Regions from separate parts of the Homo sapiens genome. Here all the other regions are linked to region 1. A link is a contact called in ENCODE Hi-C or POLR2A ChIA-PET data. All regions are on one chromosome and are shown on one strand. The core of a region is the stretch at or near the end of the contact, and the rest is flanking DNA. Distances in the headings are between cores, read along the strand shown.

What was found. A loop is a pair of places that touch in the nucleus more often than their neighbours do. ChIA-PET counts read pairs that join two places held with the same protein, here RNA polymerase II (POLR2A). Pooled maps may share reads with other maps.
Region 2: a map of CD4-positive, alpha-beta T cell shows a loop between it and region 1 (4-fold over the local background). The contact joins the promoter of BRWD1 here to the promoter of DYRK1A in region 1. A Hi-C loop is called at or near these places in 2 of 168 maps with a recorded cell type or tissue (CD4-positive, alpha-beta T cell and CD4-positive, alpha-beta memory T cell) and 12 of 50 pooled maps. POLR2A ChIA-PET finds 5 or more read pairs at or near these places in 1 of 52 experiments (BJ).
Region 3: a pooled map shows a loop between it and region 1 (7-fold over the local background). The contact joins the promoter of ETS2 here to the promoter of DYRK1A in region 1. A Hi-C loop is called at or near these places in 7 of 50 pooled maps. POLR2A ChIA-PET finds 5 or more read pairs at or near these places in 2 of 52 experiments (PC-3 and PC-9).
Region 4: POLR2A ChIA-PET joins it to region 1 with 35 read pairs in activated CD4-positive, alpha-beta T cell. The contact joins the promoter of LINC00114 here to the promoter of DYRK1A in region 1. A Hi-C loop is called at or near these places in 1 of 37 single-sample maps with no recorded cell type and 9 of 50 pooled maps. POLR2A ChIA-PET finds 5 or more read pairs at or near these places in 2 of 52 experiments (activated CD4-positive, alpha-beta T cell and activated naive CD4-positive, alpha-beta T cell).
Region 5: a map of B cell shows a loop between it and region 1 (7-fold over the local background). The contact joins the promoter of CBR1 here to the promoter of DYRK1A in region 1. A Hi-C loop is called at or near these places in 4 of 168 maps with a recorded cell type or tissue (B cell, CD4-positive, alpha-beta T cell and CD8-positive, alpha-beta T cell), 1 of 37 single-sample maps with no recorded cell type and 11 of 50 pooled maps.
Region 6: a loop to region 1 is called in a map of B cell, with 20 times the contacts of the local background. The contact joins the promoter of CBR3-AS1 here to the promoter of DYRK1A in region 1. A Hi-C loop is called at or near these places in 4 of 168 maps with a recorded cell type or tissue (B cell, CD4-positive, alpha-beta memory T cell and naive thymus-derived CD4-positive, alpha-beta T cell), 1 of 37 single-sample maps with no recorded cell type and 14 of 50 pooled maps. POLR2A ChIA-PET finds 5 or more read pairs at or near these places in 1 of 52 experiments (T-cell).
Region 7: a map of naive thymus-derived CD4-positive, alpha-beta T cell shows a loop between it and region 1 (5-fold over the local background). The contact joins the enhancer-like site here to the promoter of DYRK1A in region 1. A Hi-C loop is called at or near these places in 2 of 168 maps with a recorded cell type or tissue (B cell and naive thymus-derived CD4-positive, alpha-beta T cell) and 6 of 50 pooled maps. POLR2A ChIA-PET finds 5 or more read pairs at or near these places in 1 of 52 experiments (GM10248).

What each region holds. Positions count from the first base shown.
Region 1 is chr21:37,364,976-37,368,836 of GRCh38, reverse strand. DYRK1A (dual specificity tyrosine phosphorylation regulated kinase 1A) reads right to left here and starts at 2,064. Exons shown (of 12, transcript NM_001347721.2): 1 at 1,209-2,064. RefSeq lists silencers at 562-841, 952-1,091, 1,332-1,411, 1,602-1,751, 2,332-2,641 and 1 more and enhancers at 754-1,678, 2,992-3,071, 2,603-3,528.
Region 2 is chr21:39,311,420-39,315,280 of GRCh38, reverse strand. BRWD1 (bromodomain and WD repeat domain containing 1) reads left to right here and starts at 1,649. Exons shown (of 41, transcript NM_033656.4): 1 at 1,649-1,838; 2 at 1,982-2,040; 3 at 2,180-2,209; 4 at 2,381-2,440. The coding sequence starts at 1,790. It overlaps BRWD1-AS2 (BRWD1 antisense RNA 2), which reads right to left and starts at 1,374. Exons shown (of 1, transcript NR_111942.1): 1 at 366-1,374. RefSeq lists enhancers at 1-160, 161-856 and silencers at 1,166-1,335, 1,586-1,695, 1,766-1,825, 1,936-2,185, 2,376-2,455 and 1 more.
Region 3 is chr21:38,804,311-38,808,171 of GRCh38, reverse strand. ETS2 (ETS proto-oncogene 2, transcription factor) reads right to left here and starts at 2,243. Exons shown (of 10, transcript NM_005239.6): 1 at 2,052-2,243. RefSeq lists silencers at 1,521-1,620, 1,641-1,740, 1,851-2,140, 2,331-2,400, 2,421-2,750 and enhancers at 2,861-3,020, 3,031-3,090, 3,271-3,410, 2,944-3,444.
Region 4 is chr21:38,771,262-38,775,122 of GRCh38, reverse strand. LINC00114 (long intergenic non-protein coding RNA 114) reads left to right here and starts at 1,646. Exons shown (of 7, transcript NR_027065.2): 1 at 1,646-1,674.
Region 5 is chr21:36,067,983-36,071,843 of GRCh38, reverse strand. CBR1 (carbonyl reductase 1) reads right to left here and starts at 1,820. Exons shown (of 3, transcript NM_001757.4): 1 at 1,440-1,820; 2 at 787-894. The coding sequence starts at 1,728. It overlaps CBR1-AS1 (CBR1 antisense RNA 1), which reads left to right. Exons shown (of 4, transcript NR_040084.1): 4 at 1,359-2,202. RefSeq lists an enhancer at 1,515-1,764.
Region 6 is chr21:36,154,114-36,157,974 of GRCh38, reverse strand. CBR3-AS1 (CBR3 antisense RNA 1) reads left to right here and starts at 1,667. Exons shown (of 3, transcript NR_038893.1): 1 at 1,667-1,758. It overlaps DOP1B (DOP1 leucine zipper like protein B), which reads right to left and starts at 1,151. Exons shown (of 37, transcript NM_001320714.2): 1 at 1,032-1,151. RefSeq lists silencers at 657-956, 987-1,536 and enhancers at 1,717-1,776, 1,857-1,906, 1,291-1,957, 1,958-2,625.
Region 7 is chr21:36,287,360-36,291,220 of GRCh38, reverse strand. It overlaps DOP1B (DOP1 leucine zipper like protein B), which reads right to left. Exons shown (of 37, transcript NM_001320714.2): 33 at 3,071-3,207; 34 at 2,410-2,465; 35 at 2,015-2,176. Among named protein-coding and RNA genes, the nearest start is that of MORC3, 31 kb to the left of the region's middle. RefSeq lists a silencer at 1,379-1,428. Within about 2 kb of position 1,885, at least 8 of the 41 ENCODE cell types and tissues checked have a DNase peak (open chromatin) inside an H3K27ac peak, as active enhancers do; they include B cell, where a contact is called at or near this core.

The DNA of each region.
Region 1 (3,861 bases), core at 815-3,314:
ACACGAATCACTCCAAAATTTGCCAGTATTTCTAATAATGAGTTACACCCTAATGATTCACAACTCCAGACTGGCTACAGCCTTCTGGCTCCTGGAGTCCCAGCTGTATGACCTTAGACCAGTCAGTGCCCCTCTCCAGACTCACTCTCCTCATCTATAAAATGGGAACAGTTCCTACCGGCTGGGCAAGCTGGTCGATCCACTGAAAACCCTAAAAACAGAGCCTGGCACTTGTGAAAACAACGTTCTAAGGCGTATTTTCTGACAATTTGGGCGGAATTCAAGAACCAAATGGTGCTAGCATTCCTGCGCTGTGCCCAGATTATGGGATTCGTGTCACCTAGGGTTGGGCGAAAGGCACAGGCAAGTAACCAGAGTCACTGACTCACTAATTTTACCATTTTTAACTATTTCAGATTAGGGAGGAGCCTTTCGCCAAGTACTGAGCTACTCAGCAGCTTTGGTGGCTCCGAAGCGAGAGTGGGTTTGTGCCTATAAATAGACTGGTGAAGTTTTGTGGCGATACACAGGTATCTATTCTAATTCACCTCTCCTCAGCCACCAACTCCCCCGGCTGCCGGGCAGGTCATCCCTCCACCCCGAGCCGCCGGGGACACTCGCGCTCCCCGCCCAACTTCGGAGGCCAGTGAGTGCCCCTCGCTCCAGCGCGGACCCCCAGGGCCGCCGAGGCAGCGGCTCCCGACCTTCGCCGGCGCCCGGCCCGGCCCGGCCCCGCCGTCCTCGCCCACCCGGCAGCCGGCCCCATTTTCTTAACCCGTGCATTGTCCTTGCGAATCACCCCGGCGGTTCCCACACTGGTGGGGACCGAGAGGAGGGACGAGGGAGGAGCTGGGGGAAGAGGATGAGGAGGAAGAGGAGGAGGAGGAGGAGGAAGACAACCTCCACCCCTTCGCTCGGGCGGCCAGTGAAGGTCTGGCGCTGTCTACGGCCCCCCAGGCCCCGGCTCCCGGGAGGCCGCGGCCCCCGCTCCCACCCTCCGCAACTTTCCCTCCGCTCGCGCCCGCCGCTCCTCCGGGACCCGGCCTGAGGCTCCCTCCCCCGGCGGCCGGCCCTGGGCCCGCGGCGCCTCCTCCTAAAATGGCAGGTCCCTCCCTCCGCCCGGCCGGCCTCGGCTCCGGCCCGGCTGCGGGCCGCCGGGGGAGCCGAGCGCCAGGCCGGGCGGGGCCGCGGCCGGGCCGGACACTCACCGGGACGATGGCGGGGCGCTCGCGCCGCTTCCTCCGGTGAGTCTCAGCCTCGGGCTCCCGCGCCGCGCTCCCGCCGCGGCCTCCGCAGCCAGCGCCGCCCCGGCAGCCTCTCTCCGCCCCCGGCGCTCCGGCTCCTGGCCGCGCCGCAGCCTGCTCAGTCTCTCCTCGGCTCGCGGTTCCAGCGGCGCCCGGGGCCGGGGAGGCGACAGCCCCCTCCCCGGCAAATACCGCAGTCCCCGGGCCCCGATTCCAGGCGGCGGGGCCGCACGGCCGGCCCGGCGCAGAGGGCGGCGTCGGCGAGGCCGGGCGCCGAGCGGCGGCTGCTGCCGGCGGCTTCTTCCCGAGGAGGATTTTGTAAATCTCACAAAATGGCGCGCGCTCCGAACCTGCGCAGCGAGAAGCGCCGGGGCCCGGGCGGCGGCGGCGGCTCCTCCGCCAGGAGAGCCCGAACCGCCCGCCCCCGAGTCCCCGCACAGACAGACAGACACTCGCACACACCCGCACACTCGCGCGCACAATCGCCCTCGCACACGCTCCCTCGCACACACACTCGCACTCACACCGGTCCCGCCTGCTCGCCGGCGGCGGCAGCGGCACCAACAGCAGCAGCAGGAACAGCAGCAGCAGAAGCGGCGGCGGCGGCGCCCGCACCCCCCGCTCGGGGTGTCCGCTCTCTGAGGCCGACCTGGGCCGCGATCAGCAGCAGCGACAGCAGCAGTCTCCCCGGATACCCCCGCCGCGGTTGCCGCCGCCACCCCCGCCTCACTCCAATGGGGCTTTTTATTATTATTCGGGCGGGAAGCGAAAGGGTTTAAAAAAAAACCAACCAACAAAATGGCGACGGACCGACCCGGTCGCTATAGCAACTGTCAATCAAAACGCAAAACCCCGGCTGACGTGCTGACGTCCTCCTCCCGCCCCCCAGCCCCGAGCCGGCGGGCGGGGCCTGTTGCTCAGGTAACGGCAGATTCCGTTCCCTCCTTTCCGTCTCCCCCTCTGTCCCCAGCCAACCACCCAACCCCCTCAGGTCACGTGAAGGATAAATTCGGAGCTCGGGTCCGCTACGAGTGTCAGAGGAGGGCGCGTGATTCGCCCGGGGGAGGGGAGAGGAGGGGGACGGCTAGGCCGAGGGAGGGTAGGGGCTGGGGAAGGGGGGGCGAGGCGGCGGCCAGGCCTGTGCGCGATCGCCCGCCGCCTCCCGGCCGCCCCGCCCCGCCCCGCGCCCGCGCCGACTGCGGCCCGGGGAGCGCGCGCGGCCTCCCGCGCCGCCGCCCCCGCAGCCCTAGCGCCCCGCGCTTCCGCGTCGGCGCCCGCAGCCCCGCCCGCGCCGGGGGGAGGGGCGGGCTGCCCCGGGCGGGGGAGGGGGAGGAGGAGGGGCGCCGCGGCCTTCGGGCGGGGACCCGGGAAGCCCACCCCGCGCGCCCGGGCCTGGAGGGCTCTCACCGCGGTCCGGGCGCCGCGCTCGCCTCTCTCCCCGGGAAGCGCGGCGGCCGCGACCGTCCGCGCGTGGAGCCGGTTCTTCGAAGGGCTGGCGGGCCTCCTAGCCGGAAAATGCCGGCGGAGGCCGTGGTGGGGGCGGGGAGGAGCCACCGCCGCGCCCCAGACATCGCAGGAATTCCGGACGCTGCGCCGGGCCCGGCGGCCCTGAGGCTGGCACCTGGCTCCGGTCGGGCCGCCCAGGTTTTGTGGCGCCCGAGACCAGCGTTGGGAAATTAGGCTGGAGCCATCATGAAAACTTTTTCAGGCAGTGCACGCTCGCCTGTGCCTGCCCATCTGCTTCCAACCTCTCCCCACCTTTCGGGGCGCAGCCTGCCTGCTCCATCGGAATGCCCTTTAGATGAATCCCCTTGTGCTGTTACTGTGTCCTTGTCGTCCAGCTCTCTGGTTTTCTTTTCTATACACCTTCTCGGTTTCCAGAGTCTTAATTCGCCTGCTTGTCCTTAACCATCAAAACTCTTTATTAATATCCTGGCTTTCGCTGATTTTTATTCTCCCTACCCCTTCTCCCTAGCTATGTATTGCTGGGTGAGCTCCCGAGGCTTGAAAACCCAAGTATGCTGTGCTGGCTGCGTTGTAATCGGTAGAGAGCCACCAGCTAAAAATTGTATTTTGTACCAACTCTAATGGCATTTAATAAATGTATACCTAAAAAGAGTGTGTGTGTATATATATACTATTTTACAGCAGAGTCACTAATTGATTTCTAAGCTTGATTTTGCCACCTTGTGATAGTGTTCGTAACCAATTTTTTTCATAAATTTCACAAATGTGACAACAGATAAAATCTTATAAACAATATTAGATGTAAAAAACTCGCAGTAAATGCCGCTGTCTATGCTACATGACTCAAATACACCTGCTTTAAATGATTTCCAGCAAAAATGTCCTTGCTACAGTTACTAGGACATTGATATACTAAGGTAACCATTCAGATTAGCACAGACTTTGAAAGAAATCCGACTAAACCGAAAATAAATTAGTCAAAAAGTAATTACTAAGGTAACCATTCAGATTAGCACAGACTTGGAAGAAACCTGACTAAACCGAAAATAAATTGGTCAAAAAGTGGTCGGGCAAATAGCTTGCTTTCAGGCTGATCTCCATGATATAAAAAAGTTGCCGTAGCTGGCAAAAGTTCTTTCGGATTATTGTT
Region 2 (3,861 bases), core at 400-2,899, 1.9 Mb before region 1:
GTAATCCCCAGCACTTCGGGAGGCCAAGGCGGGTGGATCACCTGAGGCCAGGAGTTCGAGACCAGCCTGGCCAACATGGTGAAACCCGTCCCTACTAAAAATATAAAAATATAAAAATTAGCCGGACGTGGTGGCGCTTGCCTGCAATTCCAGCTACTCGGGAGGCTGAGGCACAAGAATCGCTGGAACCCGGGAGGCAGAGGTTGCAGTGAGGTGAGATCGCGCCACTGCACTCCAGCCTGAGAGCAAGACCCTGTCTCAAAATAAATAAAAGCTTTTGCTATTTGGTGTAAATAAAAGCCAACTTGTACACGGTGCTTACTGTATACCAGGAACACAAATTCATTAAATCCTCACAACTTTGAGACAGGCACAAATATTATCTGTTTACTAGTGAGGAATTACCTACGGTTTACTAGTAAGGAACACTGAGACCCACAGGTTGTGACTTGCTCAAGGTCAAGCTGGTGGAGCCAAGACAAGGTGCAGGCAGTGAGTCCTGCCCTAGAGTCTGACCCGAACCACATTTAACGTCTATGTGGTGTGTAGGTTATTGCCATGAGTAAGAATCAGAATTGTTAACGCGCATTCCAGGAAGGCAGGGACACCACTGAGTGTTACTGCTGTACTTTAGGGGCCAGAGCAGGGCAGGCTGGATGCGCGGAGGAAACTCATAGTTAGGTCAGAAGCCTGGCAAGACAAGGGAATTTTCTGGTCGTCGTCCACCTCTCCAACCTCACATCCTACTAGTCTTCCAAGAGGATTCTAACTGCACATGACTCCCTAGTTTCCGGCTTCTCTTCCTAAGGAGGGTCTGCGGCCCGTCTGCACCACCCTCTCCCCACAGTCCCGTTTTCCTGTCCATGCTTGGATGGATCCAGCCGAGCCGTCAGCCGCAGCTGCGCGCTGCTCCCCCGACTCGCACCCCCTCGGCGAAGCGCTGCATTTTATGTAATTTTCTGCCGGGCTGCTGGCTTGTGGGGGATGTGGCTGGGTCTCGGCAGCCTTCAGCGCCGCAGACGCTCCGGCAACGCCAGCATACGAGGCCCCCGCCCCAGGAGCGCGGGTCCGGGCGGCGTTCCCCTCTGCGGGAGGCGCGGCGAGCCAATCCTCACTTTAAAAGCTTTCCTGTCCTCGAAGCGAGGGGTCTTCCGTGCGGGGCAAGACGCACTGGCCCCAGACGACCGGTCCGTGAAATGACCCTTCCGAGCGACCCGGAGCGGGCGACCTTGCCCAACCCGCGACTCGGGGCCCCTGCGGTCCCGCGTAGAGGACCCAGGTCCCACGGGGGGCGGCGGTGAATCGCCCCCTCTTGTGGCCGCGCTTCCGCCCCCGGCACCCGCCCGCTGCTGGGCCACCCGGCGTCGCGCTGCCGCCTCACAAAGCCCGGGCAGCCGCCTCATTGCGCGCAGGGATTCGGACCACGCGCCCTCCCCTCCCCCACTCGCTGCTGCGGCGCCCAGGTCTTTGCCTCCGCGTCACTTTCTCCTCATCGAGTCCCCGGAGGCAGAGAGCTGAGCGAGGTTCGCCTCCCCGGGCGGGACACGAGCTCCGGTCCTCTCTTGGCGCAAACCCCCGCCCCCCGCGGAGGGACTACTTTTCGTCTCCCGCGGAGGAACTACTTCCTCCCCCGCGGAGGCGTCGGTCCAGGCGGCGCGCACGGTATGGCGGCGGCGGCGGCGGCGGCGGCGCGCGCCTGAGAAGAGGGGACGCCAGCCCGGTCAGGCCTCGGCGCGGCCTACACGCTCCGCTCGCTCGCTCGCTCCCGCCTCCCGCCCCGCGCCCGGCCATGGCGGAGCCGTCGTCCGCCCGACGCCCGGTGCCTCTCATCGAGTCGGGTAAGACGCGAGGCCGTGCCACCCCCGCCCTGGCGCTCCCGGCTGCTTCGGCTTCCCCGGCTCCCCGGGCTCCCCCGGCTCCCCTGGCCCCGTCCCCCTCCCCTCCCCGCCGGGGCTTGACCTGACTCCTTGTCTTCCCGCAGAGCTGTACTTCCTTATCGCCCGGTACCTATCGGCGGGCCCGTGTCGGAGAGCGGCCCAGGTGAGTGCGGGCCCGCGGGCGGCTGCGGACTTGGCGTCCCCAGTGTCCCCGCCGCCGGGGGTCGCGGGTGGTGGGCGGGGGTGAAACGGGAGCGCCCCGGGCCCGACCCCACCCCTGACCGCGCGTCTCTCGGCCGCAGGTGCTGGTGCAGGAGCTGGAGCAGTACCAGGTCTGTGCGCGCCCGTCCCCGCGCTCCCTCGGGTTCCTCCTGCCGACCTTGCCCTGAGGGATGCTCGCCCGCGCCCCCCGCCCGCCGCCCGCCGCCCGCCCCCGGCCCCCCGCCCCCCGCCCCCCCCGCGCCGGAGGGGTGGTCACTCGTGTGCGTTTCGTGTCTTTCCAGTTGTTGCCGAAGAGATTGGACTGGGAGGGCAACGAGCACAACAGGAGCTACGAGGAGTTGGTGAGCATTGGGCACGTTTGCTCCCCGGGTTTTCCGTGCACCGCCCCCCGCCCCCGCCCCTTCCCCTCGCGGGGACCCCGGCCCGTGGGGTGCAAAGTGTGACCCGCACTGGGGGGCGGCCCGGGGATAGCTGCGTTCCCGGCTGAAGATTTTGTTTTGTTTTTGAGGCGGCCAGGTTTGTTTTGGCAGGAAACAGTCATTGGGGGCGGCGCGGGGCGGAGCGGTGGGGGCGACTCGCGGAGGTCCTGCGGCAGGGGTGGGGCTCCAGGTGCGGCCGCCTCTGCGGGGGTGTGGCGTGCGCAGCCAGCCATTCAACTGGGCGGTTTCATTCGCTTCCCCGCTCCACCGCGCTTGTAACTCGCGCTCTGATTGGCCTCGCTGCTCTTGCCCCGCCCGGGTCTGTCCCCCCACTTGTTCCCTAGGAATAGAATCATTGGTCTCTGAAGGTGGAGAAATGTTCTTGTGTTGAGCTTTTTATTTTTTGTTTTGTCAGCAGCGTCATAAAAATCTTGCAGCTGTATGAATATGCCACTGTAGTGCTTGTGCTCCTTTCTACTGTACAATATTTGTTGAACGCAGTAGTTGATTGATGAGTTTCACACTGATCTTGTAGATAACACAATAAAGTGCTTTAAATAGGCACTTTTCTTTTGAGCTCGGTTAATCTTGCATTACAGTCTCATTTCTTTTGTGAACTTGGTTAATGTTTCTATATAACTTGCTTTTATCTATAGTTACAGCAGTTGCAGGGATTCGTTTGTTTTTACTGGAGACATTTTTCAGGAATATATTTTTGCCGTTTCGTTATTAGGATAAAGGAATTCATTAATTGCCAGGCCATATTCAGCATCTTGTATAAGGAAAACAATTGAGAAAGAAAAGAGCTTCTGAGTGATCTTTTACCACAGTTGGAAGACCTGTAACACTTGAGTGGTAGAGTATGGTGGCAAGTGAAAAGAAGAAAAAAAAGTGGTAGAAGATTACTGGTTTTGAATTAGACAACAGAAGAGACCAGAGGATGTGTTATTTCCATGAACAGTTAACACTTGAAGCCTGGTGCAAGTAATAAATAATTTTAATATTTGCTTTCTTAGATTTTGAAGTAAACACTTTAACAGTGGATGTTTTCAAGGGAATGAGTTCTAAAAATTCTGATGGCAATGTGTTGAGTTTGACATTTTGAGATAGTTTATTTTTGTAAACGTTGAGGAAACATTTAAAGGATGCCCTCTTTTAGTTTTCTTCACGGATAATATAGCCTTATCGGTGAAGCGGAAAAGCATTACTGGTTATGACGCTGTTGTCGTGCTACCTGAGAGAAAATAACTTGAAACAAATGTAGTGCTGTAACTACTGGAAAAGTTACTTTTAAAATACATTTATAGGGGCTGGGTGCAGTGGCTCATGGCTGCAATCTCAGC
Region 3 (3,861 bases), core at 994-3,493, 1.4 Mb before region 1:
TAGCTACCAGAGGGGCCACCGCAGGGCAAAGTGGAGATCAAACCCCAGTTGAGTATGGTCCTAAATCCTGAGTCCTCCACACAGTCCTCTGTGCCGGGAGAACATGAATGATGAGGAATGGACCCTTCCCACCCATCCTGATATTATCAGATCAGGCCCTTCTCACTACTCCTTCCAATGTGAAATGCTCCTTCCTCTAGAGCTTTATGTCATTTCTCTGCATGAAATAAGTCCTGGTAGCTGCTGATTAAAGAAATAAACAAGCCTCAAACAGAAGGCCAAAATCATAGACATCTTGGGTGTTGCCAGTTATCCATCCAGAGCCGGATGGGTCAGCTCTTTTTCTTCCTTAGGCTTGCAGACTGCTTGCTGACTTGATTCTGTTTTTCAGCTTCTCTGAGATGGACAGAGAATGAATGTGGAAGGCAGTGGAAAAGCTCTCCCCAGCTTTTGTGTACAAATACCAGGAGAAAAGGCAGCCTACCACTCCCACATAAAGAGCTGTAATTACTAGCTACAGAATAGAATTCTTTTGTTGTCCAGCTTTTAATGAGTTTTGTAAAAACCATGCAGAATTAAAGTGCTCTACTAAATGGTTTCAGGCAGACACACAACTAATCAAATTTAAGCTTGCTTATTTTACTCAACAGGGCTTGTTAGATGGCAGACAAGCCAAGTTTTTCCACATAAATCAATTTCAAGTTTGGTGTTGCTGATGGATCGCTGCTTTTAAACCAAAAAAAAAAAAAAAAAAGGATAAAGAGCAGAAATGTAACAGCTGAGAATGGTTACATTTAAAAACAAGGAGAATTTGCCTGACAACAGTACCCTTATTGGAACAAGTAATCACTTATGTAAGATTATTTAGATAAATTTGAAAACAAACAAAAAAAAGAAACAACACAACCTTGTAACACACATTTGAAGGTAGTTTGCTTTTTTCGCTTTGAAAGCGATCAGTTTAGAGAGATGAATGACTAATCCCAGAAATGAGTATCTGAGCATTTCCCTGCGGATGGTCGGTGCTAACATTTACTGTGCTGCGCTACTACTCAGAATTTTAATAAAGCTTAACGTGGAGATTTATCTCTCTGATTGGTGGTGGTGTGGGCAGGCAGATAACGCACAGGCGCTTCCATTGTATGGAACAAATATAATCTCTTACTGGCGAATTAAAATAAATTACTCCTGTCTCCAAAGGGGACTGCTCATTTCTTTACTTTCTAAATAACTAGCGCGTCAACTACTGTTTTAGGCTACCCTGAAATTGTGTACAGGCTAACATAAAAGGTCTCCTGCCGTAAAAAATAAAATAGGATAACACACACGCAACCCAAACACACACAAGCAAACACTCAGTTACCTCTTCATTCAAATGCTGTAGGAACGAGAAAATAAAGGCAGCCCAGCGCAACCAGATCTCATTTCCGACAGGTTCCCCACGCTCTCCTCGCACGACCGAGGGGTCCCCAGCCCGGGCCCTGGACGCGGCGAGCAGGTGACCATGGCACCCCGCGCCCCGCAGGTTCCCGCGGTGCCGCAGCCTTCAGGTGTCTTGGGCGCCCCAGATCCTCCGGGCCCGGCGCCGCTCCAGGAAGTCACCCTCAAAGCCGGGGCGCCAGGCCACCTCGGACACGCTCTCCTGTGCCCCCACTCCCGTTCGCGAAATCATGTTCGCCGGGACATCCACTGGGCAGGACCCCCTACCAGGCCTGCGTTTCCTTTTAAAAACAAAAGCGAGCGAAACAAGCCAGCGCGCCCTGGCCGCGCCCGCCGCTAGGCGACCCCGAAGACAGCGGCCCTAGCACGCAGGAACCCCCCGGCCGACCCCGCCAGCCCCGGAGGCCACTCCATAACCGGAAAACGAGCCGGCGCGGAACTCAGACGCGCGCCCCTAGAGTCCTCGCAGCAGCCGCCACCCCCACCTGCACCCCCGGCAGCGCCCCGAGATCTGCGTGTCAGTGCCCCCCGCGACCCCCGCCCAGGCCCCGGGTGACCCTCCATGGGACTGGAGCCGCGCGCCGGGCGCTCTCTGCGGGCCCAGCTCTTACCCTGCCGCTGCGGGCAGGGCCGGCGCTTGGTCGGGACGGTGGCTGCTCGGCGCCCGCGGCTGCTCGGTGCGCGCCGGGCGAGGGCGAGGGCGCCGGCCAGAGACGATCAGGGAGGCCGGACGCTGGCCGGGCGGCTCCGGGAGCTCTGAGCTGGAGCGACACCGCACTCGTCAGTCTCTGGAGGAAGTAACCGGGCCGTCCCCCACGCGGCGCGCTCTTCAGGAGCGGGAGGAGGAGGGAGGAGGGAGGAGGAAGGAGGGACGGCCGAGTGGAGGGGAGGGGAGGAAACGAGGGAGGAGAGAAGAGAGAGGGGAGGGAAGGGGAGGAGAGAGAAGAGGAGGGGAAGGGAGGTAGGCAGGATGGGGAGAAGCGGGAGGAGAGGGAAGGGGGCAGCAGGAGGGTTGGGGGAGCGGAGGGAGAGGAGAGGGAACGCACGAGGGGAGAGAAGAGGAGGGCGGAGGCGGCGAGGGAGCGCGGGGCGGGGCTGACACCTTCCGGCCCAACCTTCCCTCCGCCTCCTGCTGTCACTCGGCTGGGTCCCTCGCCGGCTGGCCCTGAGGCCCCGGGAGCAGGGCCTCGGCCCCACGTGCGCGCGAGTGTGCGCCCTGGGAGCCGGGCGGAGACTTTCCGTGGAGCGCTCGGCGTCCTCTCTGGGGCCAAGGCCCTAACGCCAAACCTGCCTTTGGAATTCCGCAGCGACGGAGCAGTGGTGCTGGTGGCACCGAAGGGCAGCCGGGCTTGGGTAATAAGGCCCTGAAATTGAGCCGACCCCATTCTTGAACCTCTGAATGGGCTTAGGACTAATGATCATTCTATCACAAAAAGGCTCCAAATGAGGCGCTTCCTGTAGAAACCGGGCCCTGGCTGTGTCCCCGAGTCGTGGTGCTGATCGCGCTGCTCCCGGGAAGCCCCGATCCCGCAGGCTCCGCGGGAGTGGCGCCCTCTGGAGCTGAGCGGTGCCCAGATAGCGACCCGCCTTGGCCGCGCTTCAATCTGGGCTGGGCACTCCACGCACATCATCGTCACTCTCGGAGGACTTGCGGCTCCCACTTTACACAGGTGGGAACTGAACCTTAGGATGAATAACCTGCCACGTCAGATTGATGAGAAATTCAAGGTGGAAACCTGAGTTTATCTGACTCCGAAACCCTGGTCAAAACCACCCCCTACACTGTGGTTTCCGTTTTTATCAGAAGGTGCTTGAGTCCATGGCTGTTTGGACTCAGGTCACATGCTCAATATTTTGCAGGAAAGTTTAGATTCCTGAAGTTGTGGATGAAATAGGAAACCCCAGCTTAGGCGAGGCCACGGGGCTGAAAGCTGCTCACATCTCAAGAACTGCGGCACCACCGGGAAGGGAGAGGAATGGCCCAGCTTCTCTGTGACTCAGGGTTCTAGGTTTCCATGGTGACTCTAGGTCTAGAGTTATCCGGATAATTGAGATATCGGTGCACCTTAATGTTTCTGGGTCCCCGAAGGTCTCCGGGTATCACCGTGGCATGAGTCACAGTCAGAATCTATACGGCTGAAACAATCACGTATAGGGGAAGTGATTATTTCTTGGAGACTGAATTGATTCTGATGGCTTCTCAGTGTATATTCAGGCCCAGATTAGAGAACACAGATAGGTCAAGAAAGAGTTCCATAAATGGAATACAGATCCATAGTAAGTTACCATGGAGACATGAGTATGTTACTATTTTTTTAAAAAACCGTAGCAGAAAATACTGACTCATCTGGGCTGCAGTTTCAGCTAATATAGGGTCTTTCTCCCTCAGGCTACTTGCACAGCCCTGAGAAGCTGGGTATA
Region 4 (3,861 bases), core at 397-2,896, 1.4 Mb before region 1:
ATCGCTGACTGATTCTGGTATCCGCCTGACACAACCAGTGACGGCTTTTGCAACTTCTGACAGCCTGCCCAGCCTGTGTGCTCACAACTGAGTGGTCGTTTCTAATCACTAATAGTGCTCAGGCCCGGGAAGAGTGTGACATGTGTCCTGAGGTGATTTGTGATGGGGGCTTTGTTTTGACATTTTTTTCTGACCATTTGAGAAAGAACCAAGTTCCAGATCATTTGGCTTCATGACAAACAACAAAGGAGCTAGGCTTTTCTACCTTAAACCTCGGCCAGCCGGGGTGCCCCCTCCCAGGTGATGTCAGAAAGGCGGCCATGCCCTCGGGGTGAAGGGTACTAGCCATCCTCCCCCTGCCTGTACCACAGAGCCTAGGATGGGGCCTGGGATGGAGCCTGGGATGCTCTGGCTGGGGCCTGGGGCGGGGAGTGGCCTGCCAGCCTGTGTTATCTTCTAGCATTGGCACCCCCAATTTAGTCCGAGGAACCCTCCAAAGCAGCTACAGTTTCCTTCCCTTCCTGGGAAAGCTTGGCCCAAAGGCCAGGAAGGTCTTTGCCTCGGCTTCTCAGAAGGAAGGGAAGACCTGCTTTGGGCATATGGGGTAGAATTTTCTACCATGTAAAGGGTGGTATGGTCAAAATGTGAACTTGCCTTATGTCACTAATTCCTGCGAAACTTTAAATTCTTCATTGCATCCCTCACATTCAACGAGGGAATTTGTCAAAATGCTTTCTGGCAAAGTGCCTGACACAAACAATGTGAATTTCTCTGTGTAGAAATGACCCTTTCTGCCTGGTGCTAGCTTTCCTGATAAGCTCACTGGGAATGTTCCTCCTGCCGAAATGCAGATTTGTTGATCATCTTTTGGATTTCAGATCCTTGCTCTGGGAGAACGAGATGCAGGCCCGTTCCTACTGAGGACCATTGTCCCATAGCCCACTCTTGCTCCAGAGTCCTGCTGGCTTCTAGTTTCTTCTCCCATGGACCCCCAAATTCCGGGGACTTATTTCCTAATGCCTCCCACTTAGTATTCCCTGAAATAATATTCTGAGGAGTTCTGAATAGGGGAGTCTTCAAATAAATCAGCAAGTGCCGTGAGAATGCATGAGTAAGGGAAGGCGTCATGACCCAGGCCTCTCGAGCAACACTAGGGAGGCAAGCGGACGCCATCCTGCATGTGTGCAGCTCACACCTGCCACCCACGGCACAACACACCTTTCCACAGGGAAACACAGTGTTCTCTCTTCCACCCCTCATTGTCATAGCCCAGTGAAGATTCACCTATTGGGAAAGAAATGAAAACCAACATGTCTTTGAACTTAATTGTTTTCTTAACATTTGGGGCTGGGACATCTGTCTTTGCTTAAAAACACATCTATTTATATCAACAACCGTTTACATTGAGTCCTTGGAGACTGACTTAAGCAGATGTTGCCTGATGTGGGTTTTCGTACTTAGAAAAAATGTGGAATTCATTTCTACCCCACTCCCTCCTCAATAAAGTTAAATTGCAGAAATTTGCAAACCTTAGATTTCAGTGTACACAAAATACATCCTCCTAGCTTTTCATAACATGTGACTCATGTTATTGTGATGAAGGGACTAATGAATCATTTTCGTACTACGAGGGCTGGAAGACGGCAGTCCTGAGGGAGCCGACTTGCTTAGAAGGTTGGTAATGCGATTACTCATTCAATGGAGACCAGTGTAAAAGCTGAGTGTTGTACATACAGCTATGTTTATACAACCACTGCCTTGGCTTGGAGGAAGGGGCAAGGGCAAATTGGAAGTGGGTGGGAAAGACTGGAGGTGGCTTTCTGAGGCAAAGCGATGCCCAGGAATCAGACATGGGCGTGAACCAGAGGAGGAGAGACTGAGGGTGAAACCACGCTCCATCTGCATCTCGAAGTCACTTAGGCAATGACATTCATGCAGAAGGCAGACTCTGGCCACGTGGTGAGAAGAGCTCTGCTGGATTCAGGAGGAAAGCCTTCCTGCTCTCAGGGGCCCCAGGCAGGTCTGCACCACCTTTGAGGGAAGTTCCATTTCTGTCTGTTTGATTCTTCTTCTTCTTCTTGCCTTCTCTTCTTATTATCTTCCTTCTCTCTTCATCCCATTCCTCAGTGGCACACAGGCACTTTAATCCTATCTGACAGATGTTTATCCTGTGTTTGTGCCCAAAGAGAGTTCACATTGATGCAATATAATTTGTGAAACCATTTCTTCCTTATTCTGTGAAATGACACATGTAAGTTTGTATATACATAGACCTCTGTCTTCAAAGAGTAATTTTTACTGAAAAGTGAATTTACTTAAAATGGGGAACATGATTTCACAGAACCAACAAGGGCAGTGTGACAGCTGAAACTTTGTCTTGAAAAATAAAACTTAAAGTAAGAAAAGAAGTAATTTGGGATTATAATTATTATTTTGAGACAGAGTCTCACTGTGTTGCCCAGGCTGGAGTGCAGTGGCACGATCTTGGCTCACTGCAACCTCTGCTTCCTGGGTTCAAGCGATTCTCCTGCCTTAGCCTCCCAAGTAGCTGGGAATACAGGTGTGTGCCACCACACCAGGCTAATTTTTGTATTTTTAGTAGAGACCAGGCTTCTCCATGTTGCCCAGGCTGGTCTCGAACTCCTGACCTCAAGTGATCTGCCTGCCTCAGCCTCCCAAAGTGCTGGGATTACAGGAATGAGCCATAGCACCCAGCCAATTTGGGATTTTATTAATGAATTTTAGATTATTACAGTAACATCAGCTTTCACTGCACACTGAACAATCATGGTAGTTCCTCCATCACTTTCTTTAACTTCAGGGAACCTTATATCATAGGCAAGATTTGGAGTTTCATGTTGTCATCAGTTTGCACTGTATTTGCAGTGTTTTCAATTTTCATTTGTTACTAAGACTGGCATAGACATTGACCCAATAGACTACCATTAAGGCTGATGGTAGATGTGAAGGGGGTTTGAGTGTCAACTATTTCTCTACATGGTCAGTTCATTAGGGGATATTTAAAAATTATGGTTACTTTGACTTTGCTATCCACTGCTATCATAATGTTCTCATTTCAGTACAAATGCTCAGATAAAAAAGACACTCTCTCCCTTTGACACCTACTGGTGTTTATTATGAGTAAGATGTTTTGTCTCCATTAATTAATTTAAACCTTACAATGATTCAATAATTTAAGTATGACTGTCTAGTTTTATGGATGCAGGGAATTAGAAGCTCAGAGAGGTGGTGTAACATGTCTGGAGTCACAGAGTGAATAATGGAGGAGCTGAGATGTATAATCAGGTGTGTCTGATTCCAAAGTCTGTGGCTCCAGACAGTGAAGATACAATAAATACCTAACTCTTCAAGGCCCAGACACCAAAGAATATCTACAAGATCAACACTACCCAGGAAAACATGACCTCACTAAATGAATTAAATAAGGCATCAGTGACCAATCCTGGAGAAAGAGATATGTGACCTTTGAGACAGAGAATTCAAAATAGCTGTGTTGAGAAAACTCAAAGCAATTCAAGATAACACAGAAGGAATTCAGAATCCTATCAGATAAATTTAACCAAAGTCTGTGGCTCTAGCCTCTCTACACATTTCATCCAAGTCAACTGGGCTGGGTGGCCAAACACCTAAAGGTCACATCTGTCCATGGACAGCAATCAGCTCTTGATTTTCTGAGCCTCCCAAATTCTGACCTTGACTGCAAGGACCCCCTTTCAATTCAATTGACAATTAAGGCCAATGAGTGAGACCTGGTGAAGACCACACCTGAAATGAGACATAATTTCAATTCTATCCACTGCTAATTCTCTATCACTGTCACAGTACATCTTAATCTGCCCA
Region 5 (3,861 bases), core at 571-3,070, 1.3 Mb after region 1:
GCATGACCATGCAGACAGTACGCAGGATGCTGGGAAAGGAAAAGAGGAAAAGACTCAAGACCAGAGGTGCCTTGTGAGGGTTTGCAATTGTCCAGAGGGACAGGTGAGGGCCTGCTGTAGAGCTGCAATGAGACGGATTCAGGAGGAACTCAGTGGGCACAACTCCTAGGACCTAGTAAATGATTATGAGGGGTGGGGCATGGTGACCTGCAGGATCCTGGTGGGTGGGTGGTGGGGTCTGTGTCCCAAACGACTTAGGGAAAAGGATAGGGATCCTCTGGAAATATCTTAGATTGTGGGGAAAGGCATCAGGAAGAGATGGAAAGGCAGCAAGACAACCATGTGGTTGGGAGCTTAAGGAGTGTTTCAGACAGGTGACAGGTATTAGAAGGGCCTAATGAACTGGTGGTAGTAAAGCCTCCACCAGCCTGAATAAGATCTCTCTGAAAGAGCAGAGAAAGGGTACAGGATGGACTCCCACGCAGAGGGGAATGGAGCAAATAAAGAGCATCTCTCAGGAGACGTTTGAGCTAAGACCTGAAGGATGAGAGTCAGCCAGGTGTGCAAAGACCAGTGCGACAGGGAGGACGAATGGCCATGGGAGTGGGAGAAGTGAGGACAAAGTCCTGAGGCAAAATGGCACATATCAGCTGGCAGGAGAAAAAGCACAGAGGTCAGTGCACGTGCAGCATGGAGAGGAAGCAGGAGCCTGCAGGAGAAATCCCAGGCAAGCAGGGGCCAAATCAAGCCCCAAAGAGAAGGTGCGCTGTTTCCCATCAGACTCACCTTGGGGTTTTATTAGAGGGAGTAATTCTGTGCACACATCTCGGGTACCAAAGAAATTTGTTTTCATCGTCACTTCAGCTTGAATATGAAAGGGTGTGGGATCAGCAACTTTTAGGAGAGAAAGAGAACATAGTTAATACATTGTACCCATGGGGTAAAATTCTATACAATGATACTAAAAAAAAAAAAAAAAAAAAAAAAAAACTTAGTGCCCTCTGCCTAAAGTAAGTCTGTATCTGGTTACAGTATTGTGCCAATGTCAATCTCCTGGTTTGATCATGTTCTAGTATTTTTGTAAGATGGCACCATTGGGGGAAGGAGGATGAAGGGTGCACACACTGGATCTTGGCATAACCATTTTTTCTTTTTGCAATTTGTCGTTTATTTTAAAATCAGTTCAAAATCCATCCAGTTGCCTTAAAGCTCAATTCAGAAAAACTGCAGAAAACCTGAAAAAGATCCCCAAGAGTCCCAGCCAGGGAAACACAAAGTTCCCTTTGGCTGGAAAACTCTCACTTTCTCCAAGGTTTCTGCACTCCCTGCATCTCCTAGCTCCTCCCTCTCCTCCCTAGGGAGGCGTTATGGACCCCGCAGACGCCAGGAGCCCCAGTGCATCGGTTCTTCTTCGGGGAGGCCACGTCCCCTCCCCATACCCTTGAAGGCGATGCCCGCGTTGTTGACCAGCACGTCCAGGCCCCCGTACTCCTTGCGCAGGAAGTCGCGCAGGGCGCGGATGCTCTGCAGATCGTCGATGTCCAGCTGGTGGAAGCGCGGGCTCAGGCCCTCCGCCTGCAGCTGCTGTACGGCCGCCTGGCCCCGCGTCACGTCCCGCGCCGTGAGCACCACGTCCCCCGAGAACAGCCGGCACAGGTCGCGCACGATGGCCAAGCCGATGCCCTTGTTGCCTCCAGTCACCAGCGCTACATGGATGCCGGACGACATGGCTGAACGGGGCGCGCGGAACACCTGCGTGGAGAACAGACCTGGCTCAGGCCCGGGAGCCCCGCAGCGTGTTCCAGAGACTGCTCGAGTCTGGCGGTCGTGGGCGCGCACCCGTGGGTTACACGCCCGGCCGCTGAGCGCGCAGGCGCAGGCCCCGCCCTAGCGGGGCGGGGCTGAACCATCCCTACCCCTCCCCACCGGAACCTCGCCGGGGTGCGGAGCAGGCGGAGAGCCAGCTAGCCTGACTTTGCAGAACCCGCAGGCCGAAGACCGAGGCTGGTCTCTAGCTACTGGCTGTTGGCTGCCCACGTGGCAGTGAAGAACCATTCCTAGTGGCCATGTGCCTAGATCTGAACTCACTGCTTGCCCTTGGTTCTCTGAGGGGTTTTCTTCATATTCTCCCAGCTGTTCAATCATTCCTAGTTGTGTTTGAAGAAATAGTACATTTGCATGGTTTTTTTTTCTTTTTTTCCTGGTGTTCTAAAAAAAAAAATACTGCAGGAACTGCAGTCTTTGGAGCTAGAGTTGCAGAAGAAACTGGAAGGAAATAACAGGGCATCAAGTTTTTGTTGATTTTCCCCCTAAGTATATGAAAACAAAGCTACTGACTTAGCCAGATTTTCCAATAATGGTGGGAAACATTCACTAAATCTTTATAAGGTTACTTCTCTGGGCATTTGCAGGGCCATCAGTTTATCTGTGCATAGGTGTAGGGGGTTTCACAGCCCTATTTTACACGGACAATAACACTCTAGGATGTACCTTTTAATCCCCATCTTAAAATGAAGAAACAGGGATCCATCCTCAGAATTTATAACTTAGTTCAGTGGTGGGAAATTGTTAGAGAAATGCCAGGAGTTTGGTCTAGGTCTGGTGGTTCACAGCACAGAAAGCCAGTCACTGAGACCCCATTATTGTCAGGGAAGAAGGCATTATTTGGGTGCTACAGCCTAGGGGGGAGAGATCAGTCTCAAATCCATCTTCTCAACTGATTAAAATTAGGATATAGCAGGGAAGAAATGTAACTGCATGTGGGAAAATAGCAGGAGTTAGGGAGAGATGAAGAGGAGTGGGTCAACAGGCATCAGGCAATTGTTGCAGGTGAGGGGTCTGGTGTCTGATTTTCCAGATGTGGTGATCCGATAAGTTTCAGTTCCTTGGTGCTATCTGGGAGGACTGATGGCTAGTTCCCTGAGAAAGGAACTCAGATAAGACAAATGTAAATTTCTCAAGTTTTTAGACTGGGAGGGTCAATTTGTTTATTCAAAAGAGACCAGGCCTGGCGCGGTGGCTCACGCCTGTAATCTCAGCACTTTGGGAGGCTGAGGTGGGTGGATCATGAGGTCAGGAGTTCAAGACCAGCCTGGCCAAGATGGTGAAACCCCATCTCTACTAAAAAAAAAAAAAAAAAAAAAAAATACAAAAATTAGCTGGGTGTGGTGGCAGGCGCCTGTAATCCCAGCTACTTGGGAGGCTGAAGCAGAGAATTGCTTGCTTGAACCCCAGAGGCGGAGGTTGCAGCGAGCCGAGATCATGCCACTGCACTCCAGCCTGGGCAACAGAGTGACTCCCTCTCAAAAAAAAAAAAAAGGAAAAAAAAAGAGACCATAAACATCTGTCCTATGGGACAATTGCATGGTTTCAAAGTGAGTGTTCCTCCTTCCTACTTACAAGGGAATTGGGAATAAGGTCAAGTTTCATTTCTGTGCTGTCCCATAGGTTGCCACTATCACAGGTGGCCATTTAAACATAAATTCAAATTAAGCAAAATTTGTAATTCAGTTTTTTAGTTGCACTAGCCACATCTCCAGTGCTCAATATGTGCATGTGTTAGTGGTCACTGTATTGGGCAGTACAGATTTAGGATATTTCCATCCTTGCAGAAAGGTCTGTTGAACACCACTGCTTTAAATAGATTGCAATTACATTGCAATTTCAAGGTAGGTTTCCAATCAGTTGCTTTAAAACAAGTTAATAATCAAGGAAAGACCCTTGCTTTTTTTCAACTGAAATTTTTGTCGAGCTAATTATAGAGTCACATGCAGTTGTAAGAAATAATACAGAGATTCCTTACCCTTTACTCAGTTTCACTCAATAGTAACATATTGCAAAAGTATAGTACAACATCACAGT
Region 6 (3,861 bases), core at 418-2,917, 1.2 Mb after region 1:
TAATAATAATAATAATTTAGAAAAAGAAAAAAACAAGTTCAAGAGAAAAACCAACTGCCAGATCCCAAAAAAGTTCACTGTAAATATGTCTATATGAAGGAACATTTCTCAGTTCGATGAAAATGAGGACAGTGACCCTACCACATAAGCAAAAACATTTAGCAACAGATAACAGATATGTACTATTAGTAATAAAATTGATAATGATCCTTAGTCCACAGCACAGAAACACTCATCACCAATGGGCTTAATCAACTCTGGGACACACTGTTTTGAATGTGGTCTTTCAAAGTGGCAATTAAATTGTACTGGAAAAAATTTAAGCCACCTAATGGCAGCAGACTTGTGGGGCCGGGGGGACGGTCTTCCCTCGCCTTACCAAAAAAATCCTAGCAAAGTCTTCCCAATTGTGGGGCTGCAGTCGCGAGTGTAAGGCAACACTGCGGGTAACAGTCCCCGCGAGCAGCCGGGAACCCTGCAGGGCGCAGGGGCCAGGCTGGCAGAGCGCGCACTGCGGCCCGGATCCCTTCTCCTGGGGACTGGCTGGAAGACTGGGGTCTTCCCCAACGAGGAAAGCCCTTAGTTCTCACAGGTCTGCGTCCCCAGCCTCCTCCCCAGCCAGGGCACCAGCAAACAAAGGCTGAGCGTCTCTTCGTGGGCCGGCCCCGGGAGGGCGCGCGGGCCGCGACCCACCCCTGGACCTGCACCTGCCGCCCCGCTCGGCGAGGGCGTGGCCGGCATCATATCCTCCGCGCCAGGGTCGGGTAACCCTAGGGGACCCCACCCAGTCTCCCCGCTGCCCTCCCGGTCTCCGGCCCCGAGCTCTCCGCCCCCGCACTGCAGCAGAGCGCGCCGCAGGCCCGGGCCGCGCGCCGGTAAGCCACCTGCACCCCGGGCCGCCCCACGGCGCCGCCCAAGCCCTCTGGACCCGGAGAAGGACCCGCGGGCCGGCGGGGAGGAGATGCCCGGCTCCTCCGGCTTCGCCCAGCGGCTGAGGACTGGACGCCGGACAGGGCGCAGGCACGACTTACCGCGGCAGTGGCCCTGTTGGCGGGCGCGCTCACGTGCGGCGCGGAGGAGCCCTCCGGGCTGGGGGAGAGAGACTGGGCAGGGCTGCGGCGCGGCCGGGAGCCAGAACCGCCGAGGAAGAGCCGGAGAACCAGCGGCAGCGGCTCTTCCCCACCGCGCGGGTCGGGGCGGAGCCTGGAAGCCGGGCCTCGGCGCTTGGGGCGGGGCTGGAAGGCGGGGCTGGACGCCTGGAGGCGGGCTCAGGGGCGGGACCTGGAGGTGGGCCATAGGCGCGCGGGGGCGGGGTTTCCGCGGGCGGGGCGGAACTAGAAGACGGGGCCTGACCGAAGGAGGCGGGATCAAGGGCGGGGCCTGGAAGTGGGCTGTCCCTACAGGGGCGGGGCCTCGGCTGGCCGGGCTAGGCTGGAAGGCGGGGCCTGACTCATGAAGGTGGGATCAAGGGCGGTGCCTGGAGGCGGGCCATAACAACAGGGGCGGGGCCTCGACGGGCTGGGCTGGACTGAAAGGCCAGGCTTGACTCACGGAGTCGGGGTCAGGGGCGGGGCCTGGAGGTGGGCCTTAGACGCGGGGGCGGGGCTTCGGCTTGGGAGCAGGGCTTGGGGAGGGCCCCGGCGTACTGGGGCGGTTCAGTCGCCTCAGCCGCGGTGTGAGGGAGCGGGAGTCTTCCTTAGCTTCTCCGCCATGGGTGTCGCTTCGTAGCCGGGCTGCTCCGGGAAAGGCCTCGTACAGGTGAGCGGGGCGGCGTTCGCGCCTCACCTGGGGACCCCCGACACAACCGAGTGGAAGGGGACATTGGTCAGTGCCCGCCCAAGGTCGTCCGCGCGTGTGTCGGCCCTCGGAGGTGCTTTGGAGTCACTCACAGAAACGGAGAAGCGGGGGCTCCTCGAAGGGTGCGCGGCACCTGGTTCACCCCATCTTTTCCCTCTGGACCACGTCCAAGCCCTCCACACACGTTTGGGGCGCAGGGGGCGCGGCGGGCTTGGGACCCCTGCTAAGTTGCCCCAGCCCGCACGGGCCTCAGGTTTCCGACCCTGGGCGACAGGAGAGGTGAGATCATTTCTACCTGGACAGAGCTTATCACGTGGACTGTGGCTCAGGAAGGAGACCTTGACGTCAACCTTAGAAAGCATTCATATCTCCAGACAATCACCAGCCCCTGCCTGCCATCCTCTCGAGCGCTGGGACCTAGACGGTCCAGTCCGACCGCTTCAGGGTAGGACGCACCTGGAGGGTGCGCGGTAGGCAGTGCTCACCTGAGCACAGGCCCTGTCCCCACCCAGCTGTGGCTCCAGCCAACCCGAAGTGGGCCACTTGTGGATGAAGGCTGTCATTTCTGCAGTGGCCTCGCTCCTTTTAACTCCCGAGCGTCCTTTAGAAATGTTCAGACCAGGTCTGGAGTTCGTGAAGGCGAGGCAGTGGTCAATGAGCTTGGGAGGTGGGGGAGGTCATGAGCACCTGGAAGTTGTTTAGAACACTTTGTGTATATGCATGTTTCTAGGGGAGGGGTATATTATCAGCTTCCAAAGTGGATCTATCACTTCCCTGGAAACACTAAGAATATTTTAATAGCTTGGGATGCTGGACCTGTGGCCCAGCCAGGCTGCTGATTCTGATTTTGTCTCCATTTGGCATATACCAAGTGCCCCAGATGTAAATCCTCTCATGGTCAATTTGAGGAATGGTCTTAAGATAGAAGCAGAGAGAAACGAAAAGATTGAGCCATAGTTAGCAGGAAAAAAAATTAATTTCATGAAAATTGATTTCCTAATGAGAATATGATAAACTGGTTTTACAAAAGCAGCAAACAAAACCAGCAAAAACCAAAAAACAACAAAAAAAAAACAAGAAGATGGCAAGCAGGTGAGTTTTTTTTTTTTTTAGGTTCTTCAAATCCTAGTCACACTCAACACTGCACTGAACAGAGATGAAAGAACTGCTTTACACTTAACATTGAAAAAAGAAGTAGTCTGTTTGTGCCAAAGCCACCATGCACATACAATCTGTGCCTTGTATTCATATACCACCTATCTGTAAAGGATTCCAGGTGTGTGTGCGTGTGGGGGGGTTTAATTTAATTTTGACAAATTCATTTGTAAATCATAATTTAAAAAACTCAATTTATAATTGACAGTATACTGTCAATTACTGTATACTGTATACAATATACTGATACTGACAGGATTGACAGTAAATGTACAACATTGAGATTTGAGTATTCTGGCCGAGCGCAGTGGCTCACGCCTGTAATCCCAGCACTTTGGGAGGCCGAGGCAGGTGGATCACCTGAGGTCAGGAGTTCGAGACCAGCCCGACCAATATAGTGAAACCCTGTCTCTACTAAAAATACAAAAATTAGCTGGGTGTAGTGGTGTGCACCTGTAGTCCCAGCTACTGGGGAGGCTGAGACAGGAGGATTGCTTGAACCTGGGAGACAGAGGTTGCAGTGAGCCTTGATCACACCACTGCACTCCAGCCTGAGTGACAGAGTGAGACTCCATCTCAAAAAAAAAAAAAAAATTGCATATTCTGACAAGAAATATGTTTTCTTGGATCAAGTTGTCTTGTCACAACTTAAAAGTCTACTTAGCTACTTTCATCAGTTTAAGACATGCAGAAACGGTCAGGGTCCTTTCATAATAATACTCAAACCAAGTAAAGCATTTCAACTTTAATTTAAACCGGAACTTTAATCCTTACCCCTCTTGACAGTAAAGAAGGCATTATAAATCAGAACCCACTGCATTATCTGGCTCAGGCTGATCACCCAGTAGAGAGATTGGCCAAGTAAATTCATTCTTAGTTTTGATATGCAGATATTGGTGACCCTCTAAG
Region 7 (3,861 bases), core at 636-3,135, 1.1 Mb after region 1:
GGTGCGATCTCGGTTCACTGCAACCTCCGCCTTCGGTTTCAAGCGATTCTCCTGCCTCAGCCTCTTGAGTAGCTGGGATTACAGGTGCCCACCAATACAGGCAGCTAATTTTTGCATTTTTAGTAGAGACAGGGTTTCACCATGTTGGCCTGGCTGGTCTTGAACTCCTGACCTCATGATCCGCCTGCCTCGGCCTCCCAAAGTGCTGGGGTTACAGACATGAGCCACTGTGCCCGGCCTCTTTTTTTTTTGAGGGGGAGTCTCGCTCTGTTGCCTAGGCTGGAGTGCAGTGGTGCGATGTCGGCTCACTGCAACCTCTGCCTCTCGGGTTCAAGTGATTCTCCTTCCTCAGCTTCCGAAGTAGCTGGGATTACAGGCGCCCACCACCACATCTGGCTAATTTTTGTATTTTTTTTTTTTTTTGAGATGGAGTCTCGCTTTTGTTGCCCAGGCTGGAGTGCAATGGCAGATGGCATGATCTTGGCTCACTGCAACCTCTGCCTCCCAGGTTCAAGCGATTCTCCTGCCTCAGCCTCCCAAGTAGCTGGGATTACAGGCATACGCCACCATGCCCAGCTAATTTTGTATTTTTAGTAGAGATGGATTTTCTCCATGTTGGTCAGGCTGATCCCAAACTCAGGTGATCCAACCACCTTGGCCTCCCAAAGTGCTGGGATTACAGGTGTGAGCCATCGCGCCTGGCCTAATTTTTGTATTTTTAGTAGAGACAGGGTTTTTCACCATGTTGGCCGGGCTGGTCTTGAACTCCTGGCCTCAAGTGATCCACCCACCTTGGCCTCCCAAAGTGCTGGGATTACAGGTGTGAGCCACGGTACCTGGCCTAATTTTTGTGTTTTTAGTTGAGACAGGGTTTCGCCATGTTGGCCAGGCTGGTCTCGAACTCCCAACCTCAGGTGATCCACCCGCCTCAGCCTCCTAAAGTGCTAGTATTACACGTATGAGACACCACGTCCGGCCCAAACCTGCTTTTTAAAAACTAAAAGACTTTCTTTTGCAGAACAGCTTTAGGTTCACAGCAAAATGGAGTAGAAAGTAGTTCCCGTACATCCCATCCTACATACATACAAGCCTGCCGTATTATCAACATCCTGCACCAGAGTGGTACATTTGTTAAAACTGAAGAGCCTCTACTGACTCACTGTTATCCTCCCAAGTCCAGAGTTTACATCAGGGTTCACTCTTGGTGGTGTACATTGTATGGATTTGGAGAAATGGACAATGACATGGATCTACCATTATAGCTCTGTATGCAATAATTTCACTGCCCTAAAAATCCTCTGTGCTTCACCCATTCATCCCTGCCTCCCTCTCCCCAACCCCTGGCGACCACTGATCTTTTTACTGTCTCCATGGTTTTGCCTTTTCCAGAATGTCACATGGTTGGAATCATACAGTGTGTAGCCTTTTCAGACTGGCTTCTTTCACTTAGCAATGTGCATTTAAGAGAACCCGCTCTTTAACCACAAACATTTCTATATGATTACTCTCTTTGTGGGGGTAGGAGAGAGAGAAATAGCCTCTGGGGCTGGTCATGAAATTAAACAAATGAGCAGCTGTGCTAAGCCGGCAGGAAACATAAGCCTATGGGGCAAAGTGAATCGGAGATGGCAGGCTCCAAATAAAGGCATTTGTATCTAACTAAACACAGACAAAAAGGTCTACACAAAGGCAGTGAGGAGCACCAGTGGGTAAGCCCTGTTTTATAAGCATTCAGTAGCAAAAACCACACACACACACACACACACACACACACACACACACACACACACACACACCATAGAAACACATTCATAAACACTCCTGTGAGCCAAATTTGCAGAGCCACAGATGTTGCAAGTAATCTGAAACTTGGTATTCCGAGCTGGCTTAGCTGTCACTAGAAACCCAGATGGTGGTTTCCCATAAACTGTACATGAAAAACAAGTGAAAGTGCTTAAAAGGAAAAAACAAAATCTCTTACTTCAAAAAGGACACACGATCCTATCTGACTTACATTTGAAATAATGGCATCTTGTCAGGTGGAAAAGAAAGCGCTGTGTCCAAGAATTTGCAAGCTGATAAATACAAGATGAGTTCACTCTGGGGTATCTCCCCCACTGAGGGTCCATTTGCATCCGGGACTGAAACTTTCGTTCTGTTTACTTTGTTGGTGCTTCTATAAATTTGCAAAGAAACGCTTGTTATAAATTCATTCAGATCTGTTATAGTCCATTCACCTATGACCTGTCCCTCAGAAGAATTTTCTTTTTAAGAAATTTTTGGAATAGCTGGTCCTTTCACAAGTACTTCAAGATAACAGCATTTAACATTAGACAACTCTATATCTAAAGTGACGTGCTTTAATCGTGACTATCTTTTCCTCTTGTGTACAGATCTTGTACTGCTTACCTCAATGACTCATCTTCATCTTTTAGATCTTCTTCAAGCTGTGTGAATGTCTGAATCTGAAAAAAAAATGCATTCAAGTTACTATCTGAGACAGATTAAATCTACCCAAATATTTTTTTTTACTTATTTTTAAAAATCGATTAATTTATGAATGAATGAATAAGACGGGGTCTTACTCTGTCACCCAGTCTGGAGTGCAGTGGTACAATCATGGCTCACTGCAGCCTCAACCTTCTGCAGATGCAACTTCCCGCCATGCCGAATTAATTTTTGTATTTTTTTGTAGACAAGGAGTTTCACCATGTTGCCCAGGCTAGTCTCGAACTCCTGGGCTCAAGTGATCCATCCACCTTAGCCTCCCGAAGTGCTGGGATTACAGGCATAAGCTACCACGCCCAGCCCAAATTTATATGTATATAAAAAACTAGTAAGTATTATCAAATGGTACAAGTTAGTTGGAATAACTGACAGGGTGAGAGATCAAATATGATCATAGAGTAAAATATTCTCTGTTTAACCAAGAGCTAACCATGTGCTACCAACCTGATTAAAAATAACATTTAGATAAAATGGGATACATAGGAAATAGTACGTTATGTTACTGAAAAAGCATTTTAAAAAGCTCCAACCTTGCTTTCAAACTTACAATACTTGTACTCACCAATTCAGAGACCATTATTGGCCACAATGAAGTCAAATGTTGAGGAGATATTCTTAGCAGCAAAACTCTGAAAAAAAGAAACATCTGAGCAGCAACTATGGATGTCTGTCCAACTCTGAGATTGTCTGTCAGGCGTTCTAAGGAAAGAAGATTGTAAAGATGTTACACAAATATGCAGTTTAGGGTTTCTTATCAGACAAAGAAAAATAAAACTGTGACTGTTCTGACATTCTAGTAACAACCCAGTGTAAGGAATGAGTGTTACAGGCCAGGCTTGGTGGCTCGCACTTGTAATCCCAGCACTTTGGGAGGCCGAGGCGGGCGGATAACAAGATAAGGAGTTCGAGGCCAGCCTGGCCAATATGGTAAAACCCCATCTCTACTAAAAATACAAAAATTAGTCGGGCGTGGTGGTGGGCGCCTGTAGTCCCAGCTACTTGGGAGGCTGAGGCAGGAGAATCGCTTGAACCTGGGAGGTAGAGGTTGCAGTGGGCCGAGATCACACCACTGCACTCCAGCCTGGGTGACAGAGTGAGACTCCATCTCAAAAAAAAAAAAAAAAAAAAAAAAAGAATGTTAGGAGATGCTTTTGTGCAACTAGTCCACCCCAGCCCTCTTCTTTGTGAAATACAGCAGTTCATGGCTCTTGCCAAACCTAAGGAAATGATTCCCACAGGCCGTCCCCCTGCCACAGCTGAGTAGAAAGACATGAACATCTGTCACCAGAAATCCACTGGATGACCAACAGCCATTTCAATGTTCTTTTAAGAATATGAATGAGGAGACGCAGA